Linked DNA regions of Homo sapiens: region 2 is linked to region 1. A link is a contact called in ENCODE Hi-C or POLR2A ChIA-PET data. All regions are on one chromosome and are shown on one strand. Each heading gives the region's core, a stretch centred on a gene start or an enhancer-like site at or near the end of the contact. The rest is flanking DNA. Distances are from core to core; before and after follow the strand shown.

What was found. A loop is a pair of places that touch in the nucleus more often than their neighbours do. ChIA-PET counts read pairs that join two places held with the same protein, here RNA polymerase II (POLR2A). Pooled maps may share reads with other maps.
Region 2: a map of PC-9 shows a loop between it and region 1 (6-fold over the local background). The contact joins two enhancer-like sites. A Hi-C loop is called at or near these places in 2 of 168 maps with a recorded cell type or tissue (DLD1 and PC-9) and 1 of 50 pooled maps. POLR2A ChIA-PET finds 5 or more read pairs at or near these places in 5 of 52 experiments (BJ, HEK293, MCF 10A and 2 more).

The regions. Positions count from the first base shown.
Region 1 is chr1:241,747,678-241,751,150 of GRCh38, forward strand. It overlaps WDR64 (WD repeat domain 64), which reads left to right. Exons shown (of 28, transcript NM_001367482.1): 14 at 1,870-2,045. Among named protein-coding and RNA genes, the nearest start is that of WDR64, 97 kb to the left of the region's middle. Within about 2 kb of position 1,956, at least 4 of the 41 ENCODE cell types and tissues checked have a DNase peak (open chromatin) inside an H3K27ac peak, as active enhancers do; they include PC-9, where a contact is called at or near this core.
Region 2 is chr1:241,704,843-241,708,315 of GRCh38, forward strand. The region is part of intron 8 of WDR64 (WD repeat domain 64); the gene reads left to right. All of the region lies in intron 1 of LOC124904603 (a long non-coding RNA gene), which reads right to left. Among named protein-coding and RNA genes, the nearest start is that of WDR64, 54 kb to the left of the region's middle. Within about 2 kb of position 1,574, at least 3 of the 41 ENCODE cell types and tissues checked have a DNase peak (open chromatin) inside an H3K27ac peak, as active enhancers do; they include PC-9, where a contact is called at or near this core.

The DNA of each region.
Region 1 (3,473 bases), core at 706-3,205:
GAAAAAAAGCAAGCTGATCTATGAAATCAGAACTTTTCTTGAACCTATGCGAGAATCGATGTTGCAGGCAAATAGCCTGAAATCGAAGGAAAGACACAGGAAGGAAAGACTTCCTGGGAAAGACAGGCACTTCCGCGGAAGGCAGGACACAATTACTGTCTTACCTAGGGCAGTGATGAGAAGGAAATTGGGCTGGCATTCAGGTGGGTGAGAATGTAGTCAAATTTGTAAGAATTGCTGAGATCTGAGTGTAGGATAGCATGAGAGTACAGCGCTTCTAAAAGCCAGAAACACAAAGGGACTGTGCGTCCATTCCCATGCTCCTCACAGAGCTCGTCACATGTCACACAGTGCTGGCCTCCCTCATGGTGCAGATGTTGGGGAGAGGAACAGCCAACACTGTGGAGCCACAGAAAGTCCCACCAGCATCCGTCTTACCGACAAAGCAAAAGCCTAAGCCACTGAGGGAAGGGCAGCAAACCCTCCTGCTGATACTGTAGATGAAGACCTATTGTAAGGGAGAAAAAGCTGAGCAAATTCTTCTCTACCTCTTGAGGGGAGATAGGAAAACCTCCTGGGCTCAGACCATTTGACATGCCTTACCACTCAGGGCAGGAGGACTGGGGGTTTTTCAACAACAGAAATTGATTTCTCTCAGTTCCGGAGGCTGGGAAGTTCGAGATCAAGGCGCTGGCAGATCTGGTGTCTGGCAAGGGCCCGCCTCCTGGTTTATAGATGGTGCCTTCTCATTGTGTTCTCACATGACAAAGGGGCAAGGCAGATCCTTGGGGCCCATTTTGTTACTTACTTTTCTTTTTTTGTCTGAGCCACAGCAGATCTCAATTTGGGGCCTTTTTTATAAAGGCACTAATCCCATTCATGAGGGTTCTACCCCCATGACCTAATGATCTCCAAACACCATCACGTTGAGGTTTAGGTTTCAAACAGAAAGTATAATTTTAAGTGTAAGAAAAACACTTGGCCGGGCACGGTGGCTCCTGCCTGTAATCCCAGCACTTTGGGAGGCCGAGGAGGGCAGATCATGAGGTCAGGAGATCGAGACCATCCTGGCTAACATGGTGAAACCTCGTATCTACTGGAAATACAGAAAAATTAGCCGGGTGTGGTGGTGGGCGCCTGCAGTCCCAGCTACTCTGGAGGCTGAGGCAGGAGAATGGTGTGAACCCAGGAGGCGGAGCTTGCAGTGAGCCGAGATCGCCACTGCACTCCAGCCTGGGTGACAGAGTGAGACTCTTGTCTTAAAAAAAAAAAAAAGAAAGAAAGAAAGAAAAAGAAAAGAAAAGAAAAGAAAAACACTCGACACTTTTCTTTCACTTTCCTCCCACGTAACCAACAAAACCACTCCAAGCTTGGCAGTTTCTTACCGGCTGGGATTCCCTCCAACTTTTTATTATCTAATAAGAGCTAAAGTCCTAAAACATGTCAGCACATTAGGAAATGTGACAGATTACTGGAATGATCTTTCACTGTGAATAATAGTCGTGGCATGGTAGCGAATATTCCCATGTTCGGGACTGGGTGTTTAGCACACTGAGAAGCGTTGGGAGAATAACAACAGAAGAGACTCACTTTAGAGCAAAAGCTTAGTAGGAGAGCCTGAGGGTAGATTTCAAGGCGTTGCCTGGTCCTGTTTATTTATTTATTTTTTTCAGCCTGTGACAAATCAAGGCATAAAGGAATAAATTTCATGCACAGCAAGCCTGGGAAGACTCACCCATCTGAGTAGGGAATAAATATAGGATAAATTGTTGGCAGAAAGCTTTCGATCGGATGAATTTTCTCTGAGCGAAAAGCCAAGCTTTCTCTAAGTCATTTTTACCCACATAGTCTTTTTCTCTGTATGCTCAGGAACAGTCAGAATCTGGGACTTTGGCAGTGGGCAGGAGATGAAGGTGTTGCCGGAGGGGAAAGACTGGAAGGAGGACGAGCACTGCCTACGACGCCTCATTTTCCTCAAAGCCCAAGAAAAACACCAGCAGCTGGTCCTGGCCTTGGAGCGCAACGGGACTATCAAAATGATCCAGGTTTACAATCCCACTTCATACTCGTACTGCAGGTGCCCTTTTTGGGAAAATCAAATGAGTCAGTGGATAATCCCCACCATGTAACCCCGCTCTTGGTAGCCAGCTGAAGATGGTATTTATCCTCAGCCTTCCCGTGATGCTCCTCATTAACTTTGCCCAGGTTTAGGCAAAGAGCAAAAAACAATCGCTGCCCAGCCACGGCATGCTGCCCATCAAGCTTCCGCTGAAGGGTTAGTCAGGGTCTCCTAAGGCAGGTGTCAGGAAGGCTAAATTTATACTCAGCTGCCACCTCTGACATGCTTTATACGCTCATATGGGAATAATTCACTGGCAGAACTGCTTTCCAGCAGGCTCTGTCCCTTATAACCCATAATGCATTCAGGAATGCTCAAGTCACTTTTCCAGTTTGTCACCAAAATCGCTTTGTTTATTTTAAGGTTAATGACGCAATCTGCTCAGGGCTGTTTGGGGAGGATTGAGGTAGGCTAATTTATTTTTCCTATGACTCTATTACCACCTGGGAATGCTAATGCCCTCTTCAAATTTATAATGAAGACTAGATCATTTATCCTGGCTATTGAGCGGATCTCACCCCATCACCTCGAACTCAAGAACTCATTGCCTTTACCCTTTTGAAAGCTAAGATCAGAAAAGAAAAGTCTTGTATAGCACAGCAATCATGAAGCACCAGCTTAAGATAACTGATGACCTAAGAATGGGGAAAAAGGAGTGAAAAACCTGCCTGATGTAATATACTCTTCTCTTGTCTGAGTAATCCAAAATGGCACTGTAGAAAGGAATTTCTTAGTAATAATACACTCTACAATGAACGAAATGTTGACTTTTGCTTTACAAAGTGCCATTGTTCATCAGGATGCCCTTCCTACCAGACAATGTCTGTTGTCACAAATGCTCCTTTTTTAAGGGCTGCAAAAAGTAGCATGGAACTATTCACTCACCAAAATTGTTTTTAGTTCTACTGTAGCATTTTTCACATTGATTATTCTGGTTCTGCATTTAGAACCTGCAGATTGATCTTGGTAGGAACTGAAAACCTCTCTTATTTATATTTGTATTCTTGGCCATGCCCAGAGTAGGTGCTCATTAAGGATTAAAATAATTTTAAAAATAAATAGAGAAAGAACCTCTTCTAAAGTAGACAATAGTACATTTATGAGGGGTATTTGGAGAACTTTTATTAATGTTGGAGCGGGCAGCTTTATAATATAATGTTGAAAGTATCCTTATTTACTTATTATTATTAGTGTATTACTATTATTTACTTTATTATTATATCTGCCTATTTGAAATAAAATAATTTGATTTACATACTTATTTTCTAGAATACTTTCATTCATTCATTTTTTTCAATGACCAGTTACCAAATATTTGCCATGTTCCAGAAGGATATTCCCTTTCACCATGAAA
Region 2 (3,473 bases), core at 324-2,823, 43 kb before region 1:
AAGAATTACTGGAGAGGATTGCTCTAGACCCATGACCTTTACACCATCATCCCTTGCCAGCAAATGTGAATATGATACAACCAGCAATTCAAAAATAATTGAAAAGAGGGATTAAGGTACCTGGTTGTGGGCCAATGGGGGAATGCAGGGTTATTTTGTCTGCCTTCCCCAAAATGGGAGTGGCGGTTGGGGCGAGAGCTTCTGGTGCTACAAAGCAAGTGCTGACAGGTCCAGGAAGATCTACTCCAGAAGAGCCTAAAGTGGGGAAACGCATCTAGCTCCCCAGTAGCTAGTTGCTGAGGCTCAGAACTCACAGGCTCACCTTGGGCAAGCTTGACATGTGACACATGTACGCGATGACCACTACTCGCTTCCTCATGGAGAATTTATTTTTTTTCTTTTTAGAGACAAGGTCTTGGCCGGGCGGGGTGGCTCACGCCTGTAATCCCAGCACTTTGGGAGGCCAAGGAGGGCGGATCATGAGGTCAGGAGATCGAGACCATCCCGGCTAACACGGTGAAACCCCGTCTCTACTGAAAATACAAAAAAAATAGCAGGGCATGGTGGCGGGCGCCTGTAGTCCCAGCTACTCGGGAGGCTGAGGCAGGAGAATGGCGTGAACCCGGGAGGCGGAGCTTGCAGTGAGCCGAGATCGCGCCACTGCACTCCAGCCTGGGCGATAGAGCAAGACTCTGTCTCTAAAAAAATAAATAAATAAATAATAATAATAATAATAATAATAATAATAATAATAAAAGATACAAGGTCTTAATGTTACCCCGTCACCTGGACTGGAGGGCAGGGGCATGATTATAGCTCATTGCACCTTCGAGTTCCTGGGATCAAGCAATCCTCCTGCCTCAGCCTCCTGAGTGGCTGCAGATACAGATGTGTGCCAACACGCCCGGCTAATTTTTCTTAATTTTGGTAGAGATGGGGTCTTGTTATGTTGCCCAGACTGGTCTCAGACTCTTGGCTTCAAATGATCCTCCCACCTTGGCCTCCCAAAGTGCTGAGATTACAGGTGCGAGCCACCATGCCTGGCCCTCATGGAGAATTCTGAAGGCTGCAGGCTGGGCCACAGTCTGACTTTCCCGGCCCTGGGCATTTTTGCCTTTATAGGTCCCTCCCACCATAATACTATCAATCTTACACATTATTTTTCATATACTTTTATGTCTTCAACATTTTTCTTCTGTCTTAGGAAAAATTTAGTATGTTTTCATGGGCCCTAAAAATTCTAATGTCCTATGACCCTAAGCTTTTATTTTTGCCTTCTGATTTTAAGTGCAACTAGAATATTTCCACGGGCCCCTAAAAGTACTTTGGGCTCCAGGCCTTGTGCCAGCTGTGCCTAAGGATCAGGTCGACCCTGGCTGGAGGAACCCGCCACAGAGTGGCAAGGCTGCATTCACACTGATACTGTCCAGCATCCTGTGAATTCCCTTTGGGCCACAGAAGGTAGCTTCGCTGGAGCCATCCTAATGGGAATTGGCCCAAGAAGATTTGCTGTTGGGGCGAGGTGACAAGATAAGACAGGGTAAAAGAAAATAATGCCCTTCCTGGTTTGTACTACATCCAGTTCAGTTCATTCAGCCAAGCAGCTATGGTGACAAAGTATGTCACTGGCAAACCTGTAAATGAGTCATCAGTTAGAACTTAACTACTTCTCATCTGGGACATTTAAGCATTTTCAAAAGCCTAAATACTGACTTTTGATTTATGTTACTAAATTGAGACTCCTTTTATGAACTTTGCATTTGATAGAAGGATAACTACTTACAAAGTAGATTTAAATTAGTTCAAAAAACTGTTTTAAATATTTTAGAAGTATTCTTTCACATAGAGATAATACTACCTGCTCTTCCATTTAGTAAAGCTTTCTATCTAGCAGTGAATTTGGTTATTTTGCATTATTTTTTATTAAATTTTTAAAAATCAAATTTTTTCAGGTGATTGTTCTCACTCATCAAGGTATTTTAACAAATTTTATTTAAATAATTGATTTTTAATTGTAGTGTCTATTTCAAAAAATATGAGAGCTATTCCTGCAAACTGGTAGCCTGTTAGCCAAATGCAGCTACAAAATGTGTTTGGGGGATCACTTATTTTTTTGATCTTTGCTTGTTGTGGTGAACCTGCCTTTCCTGTTGTGCATGTTGGCTGGCTCTGGGCCCGGGCTCCCCCTTTTCACAGGCATGCACTCTCAGTTCACCACAGCCCCCCTTCTCCCTGTGGTGTCATACCCAACCCCTTCTCCCAGCTAGTTTACCTGCCTGGCTGCTGCAGACTTTGAGTTTGTGACCCTCAACTGATGGACACTCTCACCTCTGTTCTTGTAGTTCACTGATGTATCTATCCCCTAGGGCAGTGTTGGGCGTACAGCTGGCACTCATAAATGTTGTTGACTCACTGACTGAGGACCCACTGAGTAAGCCCTAAAAACTCTACTTCCTTCATAGGCTTTGCTGCCCCTGGCAACTTTCCTACCTTGAGTATTTCCCTTTTGGAGTACACTTAGAGTCAACTGTCCTCTCTCCTTAACTCCCTTATGAGCCCTAGACATTCTTTGATATGAAAAACTAATTTTTTTAGCAATCTTAGACACAGCAGAACTTTTCAAACATATTACAAGCCTAAGCCTTTCCAATACAAAATTTTATAGCCAGCAACCTTCAAAGAATCCAGAAATCAAGATCTCTCACCACCCACCAGCCTGTTCTGATTTTGGTTCTTCCTCCTCATCTAGGTGCATTGCTGCTCAGAAAGTATGATGAATTATGAGAGTGCTTATTCATGTATGTCTACCCCAACCAGGGACCACTGCGATAGGCTGTGCAGGCTGTGCCCCCCACAGCTCTGGGACGCCATCCACAAAGGCTGCACAGTTGCCCTGCATGACCCCTGCCCCAGCTGCAGGTATAGGGGAAGGACAATATCTAAGATTTTAAGAATGGAAGAAACTATTTAGGTCATAGTCAACCCTTGATTTCATAAGTGGAGACACTGTAGCTCAGCAAGATTAAGTGACTTTTCTAAAGTCATATATTTAGCAACAGAACACAGCCAGAATCTAGGTCTCCTGACCTCACGTCCACAGTATATTCTAAGTCAACTTTACCAGTCGGCCCTGTCCTGCTCCATCCACTTTATGGCAGGGCCCTATAGAAGTCTGCCCATCCCACCTCTTCTTTTTACTGGGGCTCTCATAAGAAGAGCCAAAGAGTGCTTGTTCTTTCTTGAAACTGTATCAGGAGACAGCCCATGTCCTGTGAGGTCTGCAAAGCAGGGCGAATATACTCCAGGGGGTATGCAAGATGATCCATCAAATGGGGGTAGAAAACTCTAGAAGTTTTCTTTCCTTTAAATTATTATCTCATTATTTTATTGTTGTCTGTTTTATGATGTTTATATAATTTTAATTCAGTAATATATGAACATAATTTACAAATAAATGTCAGTGGTGTGCATGA